3 separate regions of the Homo sapiens genome follow, and all the other regions are linked to region 1. Evidence: chromatin loops called from intact Hi-C (ENCODE). Cell type or tissue: Calu3. All regions are shown on one strand.

Evidence for each region. Peaks named below come from ENCODE experiments on the same cell type or tissue, not always from the same donor. Only the 100,000 strongest peaks of a DNase experiment are listed, where the experiment ranks them.
Region 2: a loop joins it to region 1, with 1.9 times the contacts of the local background. A loop is called at or near these places in 3 of 110 quality-filtered maps.
Region 3: it touches region 1 in a loop (5-fold over the local background); 4 of 110 quality-filtered maps call a loop at or near these places.

What each region holds. Positions count from the first base shown.
Region 1 is chr6:54,872,582-54,880,581 of GRCh38, reverse strand. All of the region lies in intron 2 of FAM83B (family with sequence similarity 83 member B), which reads right to left. Among named protein-coding and RNA genes, the nearest start is that of FAM83B, 30 kb to the right of the region's middle. In Calu3, no CTCF peak of the experiment used is centred here; DNase peaks (open chromatin) are centred at 1,641 and 4,011.
Region 2 is chr6:54,981,368-54,989,367 of GRCh38, reverse strand. No RefSeq gene overlaps it. Among named protein-coding and RNA genes, the nearest start is that of FAM83B, 140 kb to the right of the region's middle. In Calu3, no CTCF peak of the experiment used is centred here; no DNase peak of the experiment used is centred here.
Region 3 is chr6:53,975,177-53,983,176 of GRCh38, reverse strand. It overlaps LOC101927189 (a long non-coding RNA gene), which reads right to left. Exons shown (of 4, transcript NR_125842.1): 2 at 327-419. Among named protein-coding and RNA genes, the nearest start is that of MLIP-IT1, 20 kb to the left of the region's middle. RefSeq lists a silencer at 5,773-5,977. In Calu3, a CTCF peak has its summit at 3,518 (motif pointing left); a DNase peak (open chromatin) is centred at 3,496.

The DNA.
Region 1 (8,000 bases):
TCCCAGCTACTCAGGAGGCTGAGGCAGGAGAATCACTTGAACCTGAGAGGCAGAGGTGGCAGTGAGCCGAGATCATGCCACTGCACTCCAGGCTGGGCAACAAAGCGAGACTCCGTCTCAAAAAAAAAAAAAAAAAAAAAGAAACCTTCTATATATACATTTGTCGCACTAGTAAAACATATTTGCTAATAAATATTTTGGAGGTATTTTATCTGTATCATATTTTTGCTACTTTAAAATTTCAATAATTGTCTCTATAATCCTGATACTTAAAGAGTAAACAGGTGGAAAAAAATCCAGATCCCATATAACACAGAGATCATTCGGGTGATGCCCATAAGCACACATGATTTTACCTATATATTTCCTATGAATCTTTTACCATATCCCTCAAATATTAGACTTTAAATCACTTGAAGTGGGCTTTTCCCCCCATCTGTATGAATTAGCAGAGTGCCTTGCACATAGCTGGGACTCAATAAGCATAGGTAGACTTAAACTATATGTAGATTGTTAAAACTTTTTTTGTACAGAAATAAATTTTATTAGCTTAAAATCAGATGATTAAGACATCTTAAAAATAGCTTTAAAACAAAAAAGGACTTTCCTTAAGATTCAGAATTAAGTAGTTACATTTACATTCTATTCTAGTAGGAAATTGAAGATATATTTTCCCCTTGAAAAGACATTTTGTTTGCTATTGGACGTCAGCTTCAGCCTATTGTCAGCTTGTTGCTGACCATTATCCCAACGCCTGTTACAACCTGTCTTACATTCTTCTGTATGTGTTAACTAACCAAAACACAATATTATTATGTCCAAAATCAGATTTCACAACATCACTGTCACTAAAAAACATCTCATGACTTCCCACTATTCTCTTCCACAAGGTTTGATCAAAGGACCTTCACAATTTGGCCGTAATCAACCTCTCTCAACAACTCTGCTTTCCTTTTTTTCCACCCTACTCTACTTCTCTCACGCTCCCCCGCTGTCTGAAAATGCCCAGCTCTCCACCATACATCTCCTACTTATCAAAACTATCCATCTAAATGGCCTGTTAAAAAAAGGGACCTCCTACGTGACCCCTTCCCAGTTTCTCCTTCTTCCACTCACCTGACCCAGCATAAAGGAATTGCGAAATAATTGCCTGTAAAAGTTTGTTTGAAAAGACTAAGTGTTGGGAGGTTCTGCTTCTCAGCAGGGTAGATAATCTCCTGTTTTATTAGGTCCTGGGACAGCATCTAATCCGTCATGTTCTTATCTCATATTCTGTATTTACCCACTCCTTTGCATCTGAATCTTATCCAAGTTACTTACAACTAGGTCCTCAGGGTCAGGACTGTTCTCCAAGTCAGTCTATTTGGGTTCCAATGTGAACCCTCATCTAGAGATACTTAGACATGTGTGTTGCCAGATGTCAGTGACTGGGGTTACGGATCAACCATCCAAAGGCTATGGTGAAGTCGTAACTTAAAAGTCCCCTTAACTCAGTCTCTATGCCTGCTTCCTGATCCCAACTTTGGGGCCTCTGACACCAACCTCAAATGACAATACCATCACTCCAACTGCTCAGGCAAAAAATGTTGAAGTCGTCTTATGTTGTTCAACCTATTTCACATCCCATGTTTCACTACCTTCAAAATATACCTAAAAACTAGCCATTGCTGCCACCACCTGACCATCTAAGATACCATCACCCCACACCTGAATTATTTTAGTAATATCTGATATGCTCATTCTTAGTCCCCTACAGTCAATTTTCAATATTACAGCCAGAAGTATACTGTTAAAATATAGCAGGTTTAAAATTGATGTCTCTCTTTTGCTCAAAATTCTCCTGTAGATTCCTGATTTACAGGAATCATAGCCAAGTTCCTTAAAATGGCCAGTGGGGATCCCCAAGATCTAGCCTCCATGTTTCCTCTCTGATGCATCTTCTACTCATCTCCTCTTTGCTGTCGGGTCCAACAACTGGTCTCTGCTCTTCTTCTAAAAAACAAGAAAGCTTCCCCTATGTCTCCTGTGTTCTGCCCACAAATACATGCATGGCTTATTCCTTCTTTTCTCAAATCTTGGCTGAAATGTCACTTTGTTAAGGCCTACTCCGAGCACCCTATTTAAAATTGCAAACTACCTTCCACCACCACTCTCAGCTCCCTTTACTCAACCATATTTGTGTTTTGCTTCTTCCTGCTAGCACTCCTTATTTATTAGTTGATTAACCCCATTTGTAGGTAAACTTCATTCAAGGGTACGCAGGGTTTCTTTGGTACTTTAATCACCTATGTATTCTCAGAACTTAGAATAGTATCTGATACATCATTGGCACTAAAAAAATAACTGCTAAATGAATAAATGGCCTGCAATACCTTTAACCTATAAGGTTGGCCAAAGACTTACTGATTTCCCTCATAGCTGAACCCAGCAGAGGCCAAAGGACAACTTCATTACCTGATTCTCCTTTTCTTCCTGCTTCAAATTTACCTTACCTTTGAACTCAGAAACGCATTTCCTTTCAGTGCCTCCTGGCCTGGTCTACATTCTGGGTACTAGCACCTCATCTACTTATCATTAACTTTTGTCAGTTCCAGGTGAGTGACTTCTGACTTCTAATAACAACCACATGATACTTTTTACCTGACTCATTTAGAAATCAATGCTTCCACATCTACACCCACTGATCTCAATCTTAGACCCTCTCAACCAGGTCTTCAAACACCTCCGATTAGGAATATGTAATCTTTACCACTTTCTAGTTATGAGCATTTTGGTTTCATTCTGCTTCATTACCGCTGACCAACCTACCACGTGAACGCAGTATTTTTCATCAGTAAAATGTGGATAAAAGGACACACTTCACAAGGTTACTATGAAGGTCAACTTAAGATAATGCATGTAAAGTGCTTAGCACAGTGCCTAACATGTAAGTGCTCAATACATGTTACCTGATATTGTTACTAAATTGCATAATATAAATTCATTACTCAAAATCAGATGTGAGTTCCAGTCCTTAGGATAAAAGTCGCCCAACTTTTTACAAGATAATTTGAAGAGTGACTAGTTAAATAAATCAATAATTGATATAAAAATATATGCCACATGATGGATCTGTAGCAACTATAAGACAGCAGGCAGAATCCTTAAAATGCAAAATGTCAGTGTGTCAAAATGTCAGCACTCATCATCTCAAAAAGGCTCCCATGGCAAACCTTCATGACTTTTTACATCTCATTGAGAGGACAGACAAGTAAAGTAATATCCCCTTATTTTCATGAAAGTTAACTTTTGATAAGATGCCTCAATGTGTACCTAAGGTCCTAAGCTTATCACCTCTATAACAAATGCCTAAAGAATGCCTTAAGTCTGGTCAAGTTATCTCTTCTTCCATGTTCCTTTCATTCCCTATTGGACTACCATCTGCCCTTTCTCCTTTGCAGAGTTTTTGCAGTTATTTTTGTGGCTTAGCCCTGAAGGCATCTGAGTGTGTAAAACTGCTAATTTCTACCCCTCTGGAATTTAGGTGTTTAGGCATTAGGAATTCTCAGTATTTTATGACAAGGTTTTATGATGACAATTAGCTTTGCCATTCCAACAAACTACTAAAGGTGTATCATCAGAAAATATTACACATTTCAATAAGTAACTGTTTGGTTTTTATTTTAAACCAGAGACAGGAAAGAATGAGTAAACATAAACAATCACAAAAAATAAACATTCTACTTCAGAGATCCCCAAATATATAGAACTACATTTTGTACCATAGTCAGTAACACTACCTCAAAGCTCAGAGGACTATACACACCATGTGCAGTACCTACAAAAATTGTTTCTCACTGCTTATTTTATATATATATATTTAAAGAGAGAGAGAGAGAATTTAAAAATACTAAAGAGTAATAGCTGACTAAAGGAAATAGTCTCAAAAACATTTCTCCCAATCAAATAAATTATATGCACTCCAGCAGGGTGCGGTGGCTCATGTCTGTAATTCGAGCAATTTGAGAGGCTGAGGCGGGTGGATCACCTGAGGTCAGGAGACCAGCCTGGCCAACATGACGAAACCCTGTCTCTACTGAAAATACAAAAATGAGCCGGGCGTGGTGATGGGTGCCTATAATCCCAGATACTAGGGAGGCTGAGGCAGGAGAATCGCTTGAACCTGGGGGGACAGAGGTTGCAGTGAGCCGAGATTGTGACATTTCACTCCAGCCTGGGCAAAAGAACAAAACTCTGTCTCAAAAAAAAAAAAAACAAAAACATATATATATATATATATATATATATATATATATATATATATGCACTCCTAAATAACTTGCATTTTAAATTATTTCTTTCCAACTATTAATAGAGGTATTGGTTAGTATTAGCAATGCAAAGACTCTGATAAACTTACTGACACCCATAAGTAACTGTATTTTTTCTTTTTAAAGCTAAATTCTTTTCTCAGTTGTCAATTTTTAAATAAAGTCTCTTAAAAATACAAGTCACTGAGGATCCTTAGACTTTACCTGATAATACACTGCAGAGTAAAACATCTGAAATTTCTAAGTTACTGACGACTTTGGTGTGCAACCAAGTTGGAAGTCTCATATAACAATTTCATTTTCATTTTTTCATACTTTTTTAATTTTTTGCTTCAACAAACATAAAATAGATATAGAATGTGTTGTCTCTCTGTATAGCACCACGAGTTTGTTAAAGACAGAGTACTGCCATACAGACACAGCAATTGTTGGCAGGATGAAGTCAGTGCAATTTTAACCAGATCTTTTTCTTTCTCTCTCCTTCCCTCCTCTCCTGTCTCTTTCCCACCTTCTTTTCTCTCCCTTTCTTCCACCTTCCCTCTTCCCCTCCACCTCTTCTTCCCCACCTTCTTTTCTCTCCCTTTCTTCCACCTTCCCTCTTCCCCTCCGTCTCTTCTTCCCTCTCTCTTTCCGTCCTTCTCCTCTCATGCCCTGTCTCTCAAACATACACACTCAAACATAAATATATATTAACATGTAATGCATTTTATTCACAGAAGAAATGTTCAACTTAATGTCCCAGGATAGTAATGTCATTAAATTTGACTAAGCAAAATATTATTTCCAAGAAGAAATCAATTTTGACTCAAATTCAAAGAATGACAAAATTCACGGTGAGAGTTGGGACAGGGATAGGGTAGAGAGGAAATTCTTAATAAAAATTAGGAACATCAGGACAGAGACCATTCTAGTCTAATGAAGGCACAGATAAACATATAAATAACACTTAGCTGGGCAGGACATGGTTGCAAAGGGATGCGGATGAAAGTAACATATCACGACACAATAAAAATCATTTCTATCACGAACTAATTCAACAAGGAATATAACATATCAAAATAATCTTAAGTTGGTAAGCAGTATTAGAGATTTGGATAGGAACACCAGATTTAAAAAATGTGAAAACATTTTTGCTTCATATCTTTTCCTAAATAAATGAAGAAACTTGAGGAGGTACAATGACTTGTTTAATGCCACGCTAGTTAGAGTCCTGGTGACAAAGTCTCTATTCTAGTTCTACTTTTATAATATCAGCTCACTCCCAAGAAGATTCCCCATCACCTGTTCATCTTCCTCTTTGCATCTGTGGGGCCAACTGATGGTTAATATTTCTCTATATTACTAATACCTCCCAAGGCCATAACAGACACACCCAGGAACTCAGTAAGTGACTCAGTAAAGAACCAAGCCCTGAACTCAGGTAATGTGGTATAGAGCGCATCAGGAATTACTCTGTCCTAATTCTCACTAGACTTTTGCTTATGTGTCTTGATCCCATATTTCACAAGAGTAAGATTCACATCTCACAAAAAAAGCTAGCCTAGAATTAGGAAACAGAGATGCAAATAACATTGTGGTTAAACATTCAGATATTCAAGACTCTCAGAAGTTATAACTTTGTAAATACGTACCACTGAGTGGCTAGGAAAAAAAAACTTTAATGAAAGAAGACTTTTTTAAGTAATTAGAGGGGATGTTTTCATAAGAGGAGTTCACAGTAATTAGGAATATGTGCATATATCATCTTGGGAACACTTCTTGACAGACAAATAATTACCTGGGAAAAGTCTGGCTAGACACTATCAGACTTTGCAAAGTAAAGTCTGACCTAAATGTAATTATGTCAATCACAAAGTGAAAAATAGAAAGGGTTTCAAAAAAAGAATCAGTAAATTAAAATATGTCCCTTTAGGGCACAAGTAAGATATTATCTACAATTGAATTTTCCCAAAGGAAAGTTCTCAAACAAAATAAGCAAACATACAAAAGAAAGAAATAAAACAAAACAAATAAACAAAAAATATCTAATCAATTTCTAAGTGATAATTAGCAAAAATAAAATTAATAAGTAAAAAAGTATAGATTTTTGAAATACTATAAAGATCACATTCTGCTTATAAAAGCAAAATGATCAAGAGCTCATTTAACTATATAACTTAAGCTAGAAATGAGAGCATATAAATTACTGAAATTCAAAAACAAACACAAAATGTTTCACCTCTTTCCAGTAAAGACAGTTGAGATTGAGAATCATTTTTAATTCCTTTCATAAGAGACTGGAAGGTTAACTTGGTGCTTATAATCAGACTTCAAATGTTTGGGCCTTTAAGCAGATAACTTTTATATTATTTTCATTAGTTTAAGATTTTTCCATAAAATGGCATTATTTTCACAAGTACCTTATCTCAACTGCAAACACAAAAGTGAAAATGGATTTAAATTCTTATCTGAGATCTTTTCCTGGGTTCTGTTTTGACGGTGTCTAGTCCTACTGGTTTGGCTTCATATCTCTGTAGAGTTTTACAGTGTTTATTACCAAAAGATTCTCCCTGAGATATTTAGAAGCAAAAAAAAAAAAAAACTTTATCCATTAAAATATACATTATCCAAATACTTTATGAAAAAAAAAGATCATCCCTTTACAATGCCATGACAATTCACTGAGTTACCAATAAAGATAAATTACCCTCTGAAAAAAATTCAAAAACAGAAAGCTTATCCTGATGACTATTAGGCTCCCATTGATTCTGAAAGATAATAAGAGCATGACATCTGTTGAGTAAATGATAGTCATGAAAACCACATTTAATCTTTAAAAAGCAATGTGTTCTGGTAAGCTTTTATTTCATATTTGTTCTTTTAAAAATTCTTCACAGGACCATGTCCAGTTATAAGCTAAATAATCTTAATTTTTTAAAAATGGGGTCAATAACTTTTTTCCCCAGATTACTTAATTCTTCAAAAATCTTTAAGTAGATATGGCGACATATAAAGAATCTTCCAAAATAATTGAGAAATACATATTCCATGCAAAGATAACCAATTTGACTTCAATATTTATTGCATCTGGGTAGAAACTAGCACAGTCCCTAACACCTTAAAAAATAACAGCTGGGTGTGGTGATTCATGCCTATAATCCCAGCACTTTGGGAGCCTGAGGCAGGAGGATCACTTGAATCCAGGAGTTTGAGACCAGCCTAGATAACATAGGGAAACCTTGTCTCTGTGTTAAAAACAAAAAATAAAAAAAATAAAATAAATAAAATTAAAAACAAAAACCATGTGCACCAAATCGAAGTCGTCTGTTATAATTTATATTTGGCAGTATACTCAGTTTACAAGATCAAATAATTCTCTTCTTTCAAATTCAACTTAGCTATAGCTATACAAGTAGAAAAAAGATGCAATTGTCTTTCTTATTTGTATGCCACATTGATTTTATGAAAGAGAAGCACACATCACATTACTGTTTTACAGTATGGACTTCAATTTCTTCAGCTCGCTAATTCAAGTGGGAGTCCTCAACGGACAGTGACCGGGTAGAAGATATTACTTTTAGAGGCTCATTAAATACAAAGCTGCCACATTAGAAAGAAAAATACATCAAAAGATCATGACTAATGTTCGGTTCCCAGTGGGTGCTAGCCCAAAAACTTATGATATCTCCTGAATTAACATTTTGTATCACA
Region 2 (8,000 bases), 110 kb before region 1:
AAAATCTGATGGTTTTATATGGGACTTTTCCCCCTTTGCTCGGCACTTCTCCTTCTTGCCATCATGTGAAGAAGGACATGTTTGCCTCCCCTTCTGTCATGACTGTAAATTTCCTGAGGCCTCCCAAGCCATGCGGAACTGTGAGTCAATTAAACCTCTTTCTTTATAAATTAACCAGTCTTGGGCAGTTCTTAACAGAAGCATGACAATGAACTAATACAGAGATCACAGCAGGTGACTTAGTTGTAAGCTGCATACAGTCCTCTTTATTGTTTGATCCTTTTCACAGATTAGGGCCTTCAGCTTCCCCCTAGAAAATAAGGTTGTATATTGTAGTTCTTCTGGAAGCAGCCATTAGATTGCTTTTGATTTTGAAAGTTATTTACATTAAAATATCTTTATATATTCATTTTTTCACTTTATTCTCTAAAGACAATTCTTAAACTTTAGCTCATAAATGTTCAAAGACAATGGGGGTGGCTTATAACACACAAGGTGGGGGTGAGGATGATTGCAAATTTAACAATATAACTTGGGATAGGTTTCACCTAACTGTCAGTGAAACCCTTTATGACCATGTCTACAGTAAGGAAGATATTTACAATATGACTCACAGTATAAGTACTTGGAATTCTCTATATGCAGCATTCTAGCAAACTATTTAACTTATCTTTGCTTCACTTCTTTATCACAAAAAAGTACTAATAACACCTACCTTATGAGATTGTTGTAAAAATTAAACTACTTGAAGAATCTTATAACAATCTAGCAAGTATTAAGCAATTTTAACTCATTAAATTAATAGATAGGTGGATAGATAGATCGACAGATAGATAGAAAGAACACCAAATAGGCATGAAGCACATTTTAGGCACTTGGGTTACAACAATTAACCAAATGGAAAAGCAAAACAAAACAAAACAAAACATTCCAGAATTTGTGTGGCTTATGTTTTAATGCCATCTCATTTAAACTCTAAGAAGTAGGTCTCATTATCCTCATTTTACAGACGAAGGAACTCAGCTCTGAGCTATGATTTGATTTATCCAAGTAGCTAATCACATAAACAATGATAAGTAGAGCCAATATTACACACAAATTAGCTCTAAGAACACTGGCTACAAACTACCATGCTATATGTACAGTAAACATTTCTTGAACTTCTCCTATGCACCAGGCAAAAAGTGAGCCACACACTACCCACAGCCACTGAGAGGCAAAGCACTTTAATGCTTTGATGTGATATTTCCAGAGACCTTGATCTAACCACTCCCTTACACACCCTGTGCCATGTAAACACACCCTCACATCTCTATGCTCCCCACTCCTGAATTCATCTCTGGATAAACATATTTGTGGCAGCAATAAATCAATTAAGAGTTAAATCACTTCTATTTGAAATCATTTGAATGAATAAGAAATAATTTGGATGGCAAGTTTACAAAGAATACATGCCTCATTCACTGAAATTCAAGGACAGAATCAATATTCCTGGAGGAATAGAGTTCTTTCACTGTGGTATTGAGTCTAAATATAACTCTCTGGCTTTAATGATTTGCTTCTACACAGGAAAAGAGTACATGCCAGTGATTTAATGAGGGAATGGATTTTCTTTCTAGTTTCACTATTTTACTACCACCTAAATACCTCTGAGTGTACATTACTGTTCTCATTTGTATATGATTCTATATAGCATATGAAAAGATTTTTTGTGAGAATCTTTAATTTTAAGAAAAAATAGTAAATGTGAGTCATTTATCTAGATTATTTAGAAAATACAGTACCTATTTAATTGTTCTGAAACATTGGTAGAATGTTCATTCCTCATAGAAACCATGAGCAAAACAATGTTTTAAGATATAAGTGTAATAAAAATGATACTTACATAATCATGAGCATATGATATGGTTTGTATATTTGTCTCCTCCATCTTATGTTAAAATGTAATCCCCAATGTTGGAGGTGGAGTCTGGTAGGAGGTGTTTAGGCTATGGGGGCAGATCCCTCATAAATGGCTTGGTGCTCTCCTCGGAGTAATGACTGAGTTCTCGCTCCAAGTGCACACGAGATCTGGTTGTTTAAAAGAGTGTGGCACCTCCTCCCTTGCTTTCTCTTGCTCCATCTCTCTCCATGTAATACATCAGCTCCCACCTTGGCTTTCCACCATGATTGTAAGCTTCCTGAGGGCCTCACTAGAAGCTGAACTGCTGTTGGCGCCATGTTTTTACAACCTGCAGAATCGTAAGCCAAAATACAATTCCTTTCTTTGTAAATTACCCAACCTTGGATATTTCTTTATAGCAATGCAAAAATTGACCAACACAACTTAATTGAATCATTCTTTGATAGTTTAAAAGAAAATTTAGAATGTTTCAAGTCATCATTCTAACATATTATTTAAAAAAATAGACTTTAATTTTTTTAACTTTTATTTTAGGTTCGGGGATACATGTGAACGTTTGTTACACAGGTAAACGTGTGTCATGAGGGTTTGTTGCACATGTTATTTCATCACACAGATATTAAGCCCAGTACCCAATAGTTATCTTTTCTAATCCTCTCCCTTATCCTTCCTCCCCATCAAGTAGACCCCAGTGTCTGTTGTTTCCTTCTTTGTATTTGTAAGTTCTCATCATTTAGTTCCCATTTATAAGTGAGAACATGCAGTATTTGGTTTTCTGTTCCTGCATTAGTTTGCTAAGTATAATAGCCTCCACTCCATCCATGTTCCCACAAAAGTCATGATCTATCTCATTCTTTTTTGTGGCTGCATAGTATTCCATGGTGTACACGATCACATTTTCTTTATCCAATCTCTCATTGATGGACATTTCTCCATGTCTTTGCAATTGTGAATAGTGCTGCAATGGAGATTTGCATGAATGTGTCTTTATGGTAGAATGATTTATATTCCTCTGGGTATATACCCAGTAATGGGATTGTGGAGTTGAACAGTAGGTCTGCTTTTAGCTCTTTGAAAAATCTCCATACTGCTTTCCACAATTGTTGAACTAATTTACACTCCTGCCAACAGTGTGTAAGTGTTCCCTTTTCTCTGCAGCCTCGCCAGCATCTGTTGTTTTCTGACTTTTTGATAATAGCCATTCTGACTGGTGTGAAATGTTATCCCATTGTGGTTTTGATTTGCGTTTCTCTAATGATCAGTGATATTGAGCTTTTTTTAATATTCTTGTTGCCCGCATGTATATCTCTTTCTGAGAAGTTTCTGGTCATGTCCTTTGCCCACTTTTTAATGGGGTTGTTTTTCTGTTATAAATTTGTTTAAATTCCTTGTAGATGCTGGATATTAGACCTTTGTCAGATGCATAGTTTGCAAATATTTTATCCCATTCTGTAGGTTGTCCATTTACTCTGTTGATACTTTCTTTTGCTGTGCAGAGCTCTTAAGCTTAATTAGATAGCACTTGTCAATTTTTATTGAGATTTGTTTGCTAGTTTTTGTCATGAAATCTTTGCCTGTTCCTATGTCCAGGATGGTATTGCCTAGGTTATCTTCCAGAGTTTTTATAGCTCTGGGTTTTACATTTAAGTCTTCAACCCATCTTGACTTATTTTTGTATATGGTGAAAGGTAGGGCTCCAACTTCAATCTGCCTATGGCTAGGCAGTTATGCCAGCACCATTTATTGGATAGGGAATCTTTTCCCCATTGCTTGTTTTTGTCAGCTTTGTCAAAGATCAGATGGTCATAGCTATGCAGCCTCATTTCTGGGCTTTCTATTTTGTTTCACTGGTATGGGCCTGTTTTCGTATGAGTACCATGCTATTTTGGTTAGTGTAGCTTTGTAGTATAGTTTGAAGTCAGGTAGCATGATGCCTCCAGGTTTATTCTTTTCGCTTAGGATTGCCTTGGGTATTCGGGCTCTTTTTTTGGTTCCATGTGAATTATAAAATAGTTTTTTCTAGTTCTGTGATGAATGTCTTTGGTAGTTTGATAGGAATAGCATTGAATCTATAAATTGCTTTGGGCAGTATAGCCATTTTAATGATACTGATTCTGCCTATCTGTGATCATGGGATGTTTTTCCATTTGTTTGTGTTTTCTCTGATTTCCTTGAGCAGTGTTTTGTAATTATCATTGTGAAGAACTCTCACCTCCCTGATTAGCTATATTCCTAGGTATTTAATTTTGTATATGTGGCAATTGTGAATGGTATTGCCTGTCTGATTTGGCTATTGTTGGTATATAAGAATGTTAGTGATTTTTGTATGTTGATTTTGTATCCTACAACTTTGCTGAAGTTGTTTATCAGCTAGAGGAGTTTAGGGCCTGTGACTATGGGGTTTTCTAGATATGGAATCATGTTGTCTACAAACAGAGATAGTTTGACTTCCTGTCTTCCTACTTGGATGTCCTTTATTTCTTCCTCTTGCCTGATTGCTATGGCTACGACACCCAATACTATGTTAAATAGAAGTGTTGAGAGAGGGCATCTTGCCTTGTGCCAGTTTTGAAGGGGAATGTTTGCGGCTTTTGCCCATTCAGTATAATGTTGGCTGTGGGTTTGTCATAGATGACTATTATTATTTTGAAGTATGTTTCTTCAATACCTAGTTCATTGAAAGTTTTTAACATGAAGGAATGTTGAATTTTATCAAAAGTCTTTTCTACATCTACTGAGATAATCATGTGGTTTTGTCTTTAGTTCTGTTTAAGTGATGAATCACGTTTATTGATTTGCATATGTTGAACCAATCTTGCATCCTCAGGATGAAGCCTACTTAATCACGGTAGATTAGCTTTTTGTTGTGCTTCTGGATTTGATTTACTAGTATTTTTTGAGGATTTTTGCATTGATGTTTATCAAGGATATTGACCTCAAGTTTTCTTTTTTGAGCAGTGTATAATGACATGTATCCACTATCACAGTATTATACAGAATAGTTTCACTGCCCTAAAAATCTTCTGTGCTCCATCTGTGTATCCTTAACCTCCTCTCCCCTGAGCTTTGGGCAACCACAGATCTTTTTATTTTGACCATGGCTTCAGCTATTTCAGAACATTATATTGTTGGAAGCATACAGTCTGTAGCCTTTCCAGATTGGCTTCTTTCACTTAGCAATGTGCATTTAAGGCTCCTCCATGTTGTTCTGTGGCTTAATACCTCATATCTTTTTATCTCTAAGTAGTTTCCATTGTATGGATGTACTTCTACTTCTGTTTGGTTATCCGTTCACCTACGAAGGGCATCTTGCTTCCTTTCAAGTTTTGGCAATCATGAATAAAGCTGCTATAAAAATTTCTAATGCCATAAGCCATCATTCTAATATTTTTTTCATTCTATAGTCCTCCAGATTTAAAAATAGGAAACCTAACAGATCTCCATGAATAAATTCCAGAAGCTGGTTAAAGAACAAATTCCTGATTCTAACCCATTTACAAACATTTTATGTATCCATAGATTAAGGAAAAGTGTTTGTAAAAGCATGCTGTAACTTTAAGTTTTAGATAAATAGGTGCTTGATGTATAATTATATGTTATTTAAAGGCTAAAAATAATCAAAATTCAAATTATAATAAATGAAGTCCATTTTCTTTAATTTTGGAAATGACTGAAAACACAATTTACTCTCTAAATTACATTACAGTATATAGCATGTAGTTTTTTTCTTTTCTAAAGGACTTAAAAAATTTTTGCTATAGCATACAATATTATGTTAATTTTCTTTTGTAAAACAATTATGGTTGGCAGAATCAGCAGCATAAGGCAAATAATCAGATCACCAATAATATTTATAAGTATCTACAGTTAACACTTACTTACATGATGTTTACTGAACGATTCTCCCAGGGGCCTGAAAGCTTAAGGGAATTAATAACTCCCCCCTCCTCAGGCCCAGTCCCAAGGCACTTGCGTCAGCAAGACAGCAGAAGTAGGAAGAGAGCTGGCTGGAAGAAACGGTACCCGCTGAAGACCAAAAGAGAGGCCGTCCGGGTACAGCGGTACAGCGTAGCAGTTACGTCAGACTGAGACACTTCCTGTTTATAGGAGACTATAAAACCCCTGCCTCGTCCTAATTTGTTGCTGACGCCATTTTAGGCCTCAGCCCATCTGCACCCAGGCGCTCATTAAAAACAGTGTGTTGCTCCACACCACCTTGTGTTGTTTGTTGGCATGCTCTTGGGGTTCGAACCGATACAAGAGCCTTGCATTTACTATGTGCAGGCACTGTTTTAAGTGCTTTTATATACATTAATAAATTTTTTCCTTATAATAAATGAGTGTGTCAATACTATTAATAACTCCATTTCACAAATAAAGTGTTGTGGTCACCCTGAAGAGGCAGAATGGGCTCTCCCCACTCAAAAGTTGGTTGAGTTGTTGAGAATGATGACACTACACATGCACAGAGGGTATGAACATATTTGTTACCCACATAATGAGGTTTTCTGAGGAGAGGGGAGGCTCCCAAGCAGTCCCGAAATGGATTGAGAGTAGGGAAGGAGACGGGCTTGGCTTTTAGGGTTTTTGTATGGTTTAAACTTTTTACCAGAGCCACAGGAGGGAACACTCAGGCTCTCTTATCACATTCTCTAGAAAGGAAGCAGAGGGTCCATAAGGAGTGGCAGGGCATGAAAGCTGATAGCAATCAACAGAAATGGAGTCAGATTCTTTGTTTAAAAAACAAAAACAAAGGCTCAGTGTGGATAGTTTACCCTAATCACAGAGCTTTTAAATTGCAGATCTCAATTACAGTTCAGTCAGTTGGTTCCAGTATCCATGCTCTTAACCTAGATACAACATTTCTAATTATAAAAGCATCACTTGCTTGCTGTAGAAAATATGGAATTTATAAATAAGCTGTGAAGAATAAACAAAAATCACTCTTAATTATACAACTCAGGGGAAGGCCATTGGTTGTATTTAGTTTAGTTCTACATTGTCCTTTAACTGTTACACTGTTTTAATATTATGTAAGGTGTTTTGGATTTTTCTAAATTAAATATTATATATAAAACATTTTTTCAATAAATTAAATATTCCTCAAAGTGGTAGATAGAACTCTAAGATGCCCCTGAGAATCCAACTCTTGGTGTTACACCCTGCATTATCCTCTCCCCTGTGATTTGATTCTAATGAATAGAACCTGGCAGAGGTGATGGGGTATTAGTACCATAATTACCCTACTTTATATAACAGGTGCAAATATTTTACAGCTATAACTAAGGTCCCTTGAGTTCATCAAAAGGGATATTATCCTGGATAGGTATAATGTAATCAAGATAGTTCTTGAAAAAAAAAAAAATGCTTGGCCATCCCCAAAGAGAAACATTCTTCTGCAGGTCTTGAAAAAGTAAGCTGCCATGTGGAGAGAGGGACTAGGAGAGGCCATAAGGCCAGGAACTGCAAGTGGCCTCTAGGAGCAGAAAGCAAATCCTGGCTGACAGTCTTATAATCACATAAAATCATAGAAAAGAGGGACTTCACTCCTATAATCACACATACACACAAATGGAATTCTGCTGGCAACCACATGAGCTTGGAAGAGAACCCTGAGAATGGAATGCAGCCCAGCCAACACCTGGATTGCAGCCTCGCGATACCCTGAGAAGAGGACTCAGTAAGCCACCCTTGGACTCCTAACCCATGGAAATCATGAGATAATTAATAAATGGTTTAAGCTGCTATCTGTAGTAACTTTTTATGCAGCAACAGAAATCACGTAAATATGTGTTTTCAAATCATGGTGCAAATAACAATTAGATGACTCAGACTTAAATTATTTAAGTATTTTTAACATAAACACCAACCTAAATCCATGATTCTTTCCTTGGTATAAATTTAAGGAAATAGATATAGAGAAGAGAGTGCACATATGTTATTTTTTGCATTTTCAAATTCATGGCACTTTGTTTTAGTAATAGCAACTCAATTGTCTGATGCTTGCAGTCTTGATGAGACGTCAGCCTTGGTACGCAGCCTTTGCCTGACCTGAGGAGAGTCATGGACCTAACAAGACCCATCAGACTCTCTTCCT
Region 3 (8,000 bases), 900 kb after region 1:
CACAAAGCCATGAAAGTACTAATGTCAATCATAGGTATTATCTTTATATTTCTCAATAGAAGTGTGTCATAACATTGTAGCCATGTAAAGCTAACTGGGAATTGAGCTTTTCTTCAATCCAAAGACTGGGAAATTAAACTTGATCTTCAAAATGGCAGTTAAGGGCATAAGAAGCTAACATGACAACCACGTCCTTGTCAAAAAGTGCATACCTTTATATTGACCTCATCTGACAAATGTCAGGAATTGCAGACAGAAAAGATGGTACAACACTGGCTTAAATATAGCATCAAGGAGCCATCTATGCCTGTATATGTGTAACTTACTGTGATTACGTGATTCACTTTCCAGAATGAGGCACACTTCAAAGTTGACTCATCGGCAAAATCAGGTGAGCCAGGTTCTAAGACAGTGCTTTCCTAGGAAGCAAAAATTAATTTATCAAGCTCCTCTTATTTTATTATGTCTGGCCTTGAATTTTAAATAAATAGAAATGATCTACATGGTCTTCCATTCACCTCATTCTGACAGAATCCAACCCCCAAAGCTATGGAGATGTTGACTTCCTCCTGATTCAATGAATAAAATTGGGATGACAGAATCCCTTGGGCATGACTTTCTCTGTAAGTGCTGCTAAAGAGGGCGGTAAATTCCACTCCTCAGCTACTGCCAAGGACCAAAGCAAACAGCAAATGCACTCCAGAGGTCAATTGCAAGAGGTTTTCAAAATTGTTCCTTTATTAATACACAACTGATTGATCAAGGACATGGACAATAAGTTATTGCTACTTATCAACCTAATGGCCTAACACTCTTACTTACCCTGGTTTGTGGTTGGCAGAAAAGTAGATCCTTTATTGGCCTCAGTGAGTCCTCAGCTTGCTTTCTTCCCTACATTCTGCCCCTCACTTTGATAAACCATGTCTACTCATTGCTTTGGTAATCATTATGATACTCATGTAACCAGTTTTTGTTTATCTGGCTTTCCTTAATGTTCTTTTTTTTATGGATGAATTGATTGATTTGTTGATTTTAATGGGGAGACTTAGTGTTATGCTTGTATCTAGATGAATTCAGACTAATGAGTAAGGTGGTCACATGAGTATCATAATGATTACCAAGGTCAATAGCTTGCAATCCAGCATCCTTATCGATACCACACTGTACATGTCTTACAAAACGGATTTAAAATATCATACAGATGTAATTACCAGGAGTTACTATAGATCAGTGGTCCCCAACCTTTTTGCCACCAGGAACCAGTTTCATGGAAGACCATTTTTCCATTGACCAGGGGTGGCGGTTGGGAGTTGGTTTCAGGAATAAACTTCCACCTCAGACCATCAGGCATTAGGACATTAGATTCTCATAAGGACCATGCAAACTAGATCCCTCGCATGCGCATTTCACAATAGGGTTTGGGCTTCTGTGAGAGTCTAATGCCACAGCTGATTTGACAGAAGGCGGAGCTCAGGTGGTAACGCTTGCTCACCTGCCGCTCACCTCCTGCTGTGCAGCCTGGTTCCTAATAGGCCACAGACCAGTACCAGTCCAAGGCCCAGGGGCTGGGGACCCCTGCTCTAGATGATGCCTGCTGGAGTCTCTACCTATCCCATAATCCTTATTCCCTGAAATCTGGGTTTCATGTTTATACTCTTGTCATCCAGACTCTGCCTCCACCACAGCTGACTGGACAAGCAGGGATCACCTGACCAGGGGATGGCCTGACCCGGGGGAATCATCTGGCCAGTGAAGATCACCTAACTAACAAGGATCACCTGTTCTCTGAAATCCAAAAGTTACAAGCATATGAAAAAATGCCTAACAACCCTAATCATCAGATAAATGCAAATTAAAACCACAATGACATATTACCTTACACCAGTCAGAATAGCCAGTACTAAAAAGTAAATGGATGTTGATGAGGATAGGGATAAAAAAGAATGTTTATACACTGTTGGCAGGAATGTAAATTAGTACAACCTCTATGGAAAACAGTATGGAGCTTTCTCAAAGCGCTAAAAATAGAACTACCATTCAACCCAGCAATCCCACTACTGGGATTTACTGATATCTACCCAAAATAAAGAAATCATATAAAAAAGACACCTGCACTCATAGTTTAATCACAGCACTATTCACAATAGCAAAGTTATGGAATCAACCTAAGTATCCATCAATGGATGAATGGATAAAGAAAACATGGTATATATACAGCATGGAATACTAGGCAGCCATAAAAAAGAATGAAATCATGTCTTTTGCAAAAACATGGAGAAACTGGAGGCTATTATCTTAAGTAAAACAACTCAGAAACAGAAAGTCAAATACAGCGTGTTCTCACTTATAAGTGGAAGCTAAATAATGTGTACACAGGAACATAGAGTGTGGAGTAATAGACGTTAAAGACTCAAAAGGGTGGGTTGGTGGGAGGGGGTAAGGAATGAGAAATTACTTAGTGGATATAATGCATGTTATTCAGGTGATATTTATACTAAAAGCCCAAACTTCACCACTATGCAATACATCCATGTAATAAAACTGCATTTGTACTTCTTAAAATGTATGCAAATAAAAAACCAAAAAAAATAAATCAAGAAAAAAACTTTATACAGAGATAGTTCTGTAAAATCAGGGAAAACTGCAATTGTATTCCTCTGATAAAGTCAGAACGTTTTCCTCTTTGTTTGGAGATTTTTATGGTTTTAAAAAATTCAATTCCAAATAAATACATAAATAAATTAATAAAACAAAAGGAAAATTAGCAGTCAAAGAAAAATTCAATTCTACATATTTATTTGATATGGGCACCATTGGCATTCATACCCATTCTTTTGTTTGTTTGCCTTGGTTGTTAATGCTTTTTAAAGTTAACATTTTTGATTTTTAAACAAAAAAATATATAACAGAAAAAAATTTAGACTTGGTCTGCTATTTTATTCCATTTATGATTCTGATATATTACACCAAATCTGGTTTAAAACTGAAAAATATAAATATCCCCAAGCAAAAAAAGTCTTAACTTTTTCTAGTTTCAGTGCTTTAAATGGTTTGATATGTAACTGTGATCCATATTTGAATACGTACATGTAGTAAAAAAAGTTTTGTTTTATATTTTTTGTTGTTACCTTTATCTTTATAAAGATGAAAAAAAATTAAATTATATAACAATTGTAAAATAAACCAGTGTTCTCAAAGGGCAGATGCACACACCTCAGGGATATGCAACCCCCAAAAAAGATTCACTGTAGTGCAGGAAAGAAATATTAAAACTTCAGTCTATCATAGCCTTTTATATTTCAATTTTTCTATAGGTGTGTCTTATAATTGCCACAATATATTAGTGCAATATTAGGTATATAATTTATTTTTAATTGGACATATACATATTGGGTTTGCAAGCCTAAAAATGATCACAGTGCCCTTTTGAAAAGTTTAGGAACCACTGATAGTCAAGACAGAGAGCCACTTTTTCTTGCCAGCCTTTTTCAATCCTAGAACACAGCACCATCTGGTGGTATCCTGAGATAATGCATGCATGATATTTGAGTAGTTTTTATAAGAAAAATATTGTTGTCATTCAGATAACAAGACAAATCAATAATAACCATTCTAAATTAGTAATACACCATTTTAACTAAATCATGGGCAACTGTGAAAATAGTATTTCTATTGTTTCCTACTACTGCTTCTAGGTTCTTAGGCCAACTTCTCTCTCCTCCTGACTTGCCTTCCTATACAATTTATCTAGGAAAATCTTATTCTGCCTTTAAAACTTATCTCATAGTCCACCTCTTTGCCTCCTTTCCTGAGCACACCAGCTCATTAGCTGCACCCTTCTCCATACTTCATAGGTACCCCCCTTAAACCACTTGTCCCATTGACTTACAATGATGTGACATGTCATTCTTTCTATTAAATTCTAAAGAAGCACTGTCTAGTAAGAAGATAATTGACCCACAAATGCAAGTCACACACATAACTTTCAATTTTCTAGTAGCCACACTTAAAGAAACAGATAAGATTTATCTTAATATATTGTATATAATCTTAATTTTATATTGTATATTATCTTAATATATTGTATATAGTATACATACATACATATGTAAGACTTATCTTAATATATTGTATATAATCTAATATATCTAAAACATCATTTTAATATATAATGTATAAAACATTAATAATGAAATAGTTTACTTTTTTGTATGAGGACTTCACAATTCAAAGTGGGTTCTATATCTATAGCACATCTTAACTGGGACTTGCCGTATTTCCAGTGCACAATGGCTATGTGTGTCTAGTGGTCGCTGAATTGGACAGTGCAGTTCTAAAGGCAAGGCTAGTATCTTCTTGCACTTAGTGAATGTTCAATAAATGCTTAAAAAATAACTTTAAGTTCACAATTCCACTAGTTGTTCCTGGGAAAATCTATCCTCTCTCTATCATGCATTAGGTCTCTACAAATAAATACCATAAAGAAGCTACAAGCAGCCAGGCATGGTGGCTCACACCTGTAATCCCAGATACTCAGGAGGCTGAGGCATGAGAATCGTTTGAACCTGGAGGCAGAGGTTGCAGTGAACCAAGATGGCCCCACTGCTCTCCAGCCTGGGTGACAGAGCAAGACTCTGTATCAAAAAAAAATAAAAGAAAAGAAGAAGAATCTACAATCAAGTCAAGTCTCTCCTTAAGAGGAAAATAAGAATCTATGGTAAATCATATAAATTACCTAGTTTTGTTTCAACAATTCCTTTTAGAGGTAAGTTTTATGCTCATGTATTTCAATGTATTTAAATAATAGTCTTAAAATCAGCAATTGTCAGACTCTTAATTATGCAACTGGACATCTCCTTGTAATACTTGACACCTTTTGAATCACTTTTTAAACATCCTGCCCTACCAGCACAGTGAGCAAAGACTATTCTGTTTTGCTCATTGTTCACATTTTGCGCCTATCTCCATGGCTGGCATTTAGTAAGTAATGCATAGTAAGGATTCTAAGAATATATTTGTTCATTTGAACAATTTGAGGGCTCAGATCAATATATGCTCAATTTTATGTATTTTTTCCACTCATTCCAAAAACATGGAGTTCAGAACTACATGCTGAGTATTTGAGGCAGAGAGGGTTATGAAATGTGGCTCCTGGGTTCCAACAGCCCCAGTCTAATACACAAGATTCAAAGTTTAATACTAGCTCAAGACTCTCCTTCGCCGAGAAGCTCTTCCCAGACCACCCCTACATCCTGTGTCCATGAAGAAAACTGGGCCTTACATATGCTGCCAGCATTTCTGTCTACCACACCCAGGGAAGCAGGTAGGCCAGGTGTTTTTCCCCTTCTTATAGACTTCAACAGGTTAAATAACTCAGGGTCAGCATCTTAATAAATAACTAAACCAGTAAGAGAAGAAAAAACTTCTGATTCTTAGAGCATATTTTCACTATTGTGGTTTTATGCCCAAAGTTTGAGGATACATTTTCCAGGTCAGTTAATCTTTAGTATATTATTGTCTATTTATAATTAACTTCTGCTTTTTTTTTTTACTTTGTATCTTTTTTTTTTTTTTTTTAATTGAGACGGAGTCACCCTGTTGCCCAGGCTGGAGTGTAATGGCACAATCTCAGCTCAGTGCAACCTCCACCTCCCAGGTTCAAGTGATCCTCCTGCCTCAGCCCCGCTACTAGCTGGGATTACAGGCACGCGCCACCATGCCCAGCTAATTTTTGTATTTTTAGTAAAGACAGGGTTTCGCCATGTTGCCAGGCTGGTGACCTGACCTCGTGATCCGCCCGCCTCGGCCTCCCAAAGTGCTGGGATTACAGGTGTGAGCCACCGTGCCTGGCGTTTACTTTGTATCTTTTATGGTTAGTACATGGGGTTAAAAGTAAGGCCATCCTCCTTTAGAACTCTGAGTATTAAATCTATGACATCAACACAGAATAAGTAAGATTGGTGATTGGCAGAAATCATCTGGACACAATGGTCAGGGCCCACATGTGTCGATGTGCAGGCTGGGCACTGGGCAACCTTACACAGTCCCAGTCAGGTGCACAACCTACAGACCACAACTGGCAGCCTTGGGAGTGATTTTCTCTCAGGTCAGGGAAGGAAGACAAACCCTGGAAATCAAATCTAGGCTCTACCGAGTATAAACAAAGGCTGAATATTATCAAGAGTGCTGAGATGTCTGAAAGAAGAATGTGTGGCTGAAGGAGATGGGCCTCAGCTCCAATCCTGCCTTCATGACTAGAAGGTAAATGCCTTTTTTACCAAGCAAGACCAGGCTCACATTCTTTTGATCCCCTATATTTTGCCCAATAGGCTCTGCAGTTCATGACCTGCAATCAATGTTCAATGATTTATTTTCTCTACTGGTGCTTTGCAAGAGGCAAATTTTATTTGGGCTAATAATAATCACAAAATAAATACAAGAATCCCCTTTCACTTATAAAGTACTAGAAAAATACCAGAAAACTGCTATTAAAACACCCAGCTGGCATGGGGTTGGAGCTCCATGTCCACATTTTAAACGTGAATGGCTCTTAAGAAAGACAGTTTTACCCAGTATGCATGGTCTGATAAGTAATTTAAAGTAATCTGAAACGCTTCTGAGGAAAGTTCCTTCTAAAGAGAGAAAAAAAACAAAAGTTACAAGTTATGACACAGCTTTAAGTAACCATGTAATACATACAATTCAGAGTGTTAAAAGACATATCTTGTCCACCATACCTCTGGCTGTTTGCCTCTTCGTGGTATGGCAGGCATTTTTGTTGAATTTTCCTTGAACAGCCTGTCAGTGAGAACCCACTGAGAATACAGGAAAATTTTATCAAACATTTCCTCCAACTCATACTTGGCTTCAGAAGGAAAGAAAAAAAAACACAACAAAAAAAAAAAAACACAGGGGGAAAGAGTAATTGCATTTTCAATCATGGTTATTCAGCTGCAACTTCTAGAGTCAAGGCTAGTTAATTCTTATTTGCCGACATACAGGTCTTAACCAAGTTCACATTTCACCCACTACAAAAAAAAAAAAAAAAAGGCAAGAACTGTGTGGGCTCATTAAGCCCTCATTACTTTTCAGACATGACACAGTGTAATTTGTGAAATGATCTAACTTCACTGAACCCAAGAGGTGAGGCCAGGACATTGGCTCACCACTTGATTTTTACCTTTCTCTTCATCATGACTTAGTCAAATCTGATTCTGAGACTATCTTTTCAAATCATAAAAATTAGCTATATTGGCCAGGCGCGGTGGCTCATGCCTGTAATCCCAGAACTTTGGGAGGCCAAGGCGGGCAGATCACAAGGTCAGGAGATCAAGCCCATGCTGGTTAACTCAGTGAAACCCCGTCTCTACTAAAAATACAAAAAAATAGCCAGGCTTGGTGGCGGGCACCTGTAGTCCCAGCTACTGAGGAGGCTGAGGCAGGAGAAGGGTGTGAACCTGGGAGGTGGAGCTTGCAGTGAGCTGAGATCGTGCCACTGCACTCCAGCCTGGGTGGCAAAGTGAGACTCCATCTCAAAAAAAAAAAAAAAGTTAGCTATATCATCTCAGGAAAGAAAAAAAAAGGTTCCATAATCCATTCAAATCAAACACACATTCAGTGCTTATTTAAGCACATAGCTCTTTGCTTAGCCTTTTAGAGAATGCATATAAGATATAGTTCCTGCCTTCAAGGGGCATTCATTTTCTTTAGGAAGGCAACACACATAAAAATGGGCACGCACAAACAGAGAGTGAAATAACAATCGAAGGCAGTGTAGACTGAGAGGCAGTATGGGTGGAAAAGAGGGCAGATTCTGAACCAGATTGTTTTGATTCAAATCCTAGTTCTACCATCCTATGACCTTGAGTCAGTTACTTAACCTGTCTGTACCTCTGTTCTCAACTGCAAAATGGATATAATAATTATACTTACTTCATCTGATTGACTGAGATTAAATGAACTAAGAGAGACTTAGAACAATGCCTGGCACATAGTAGTTA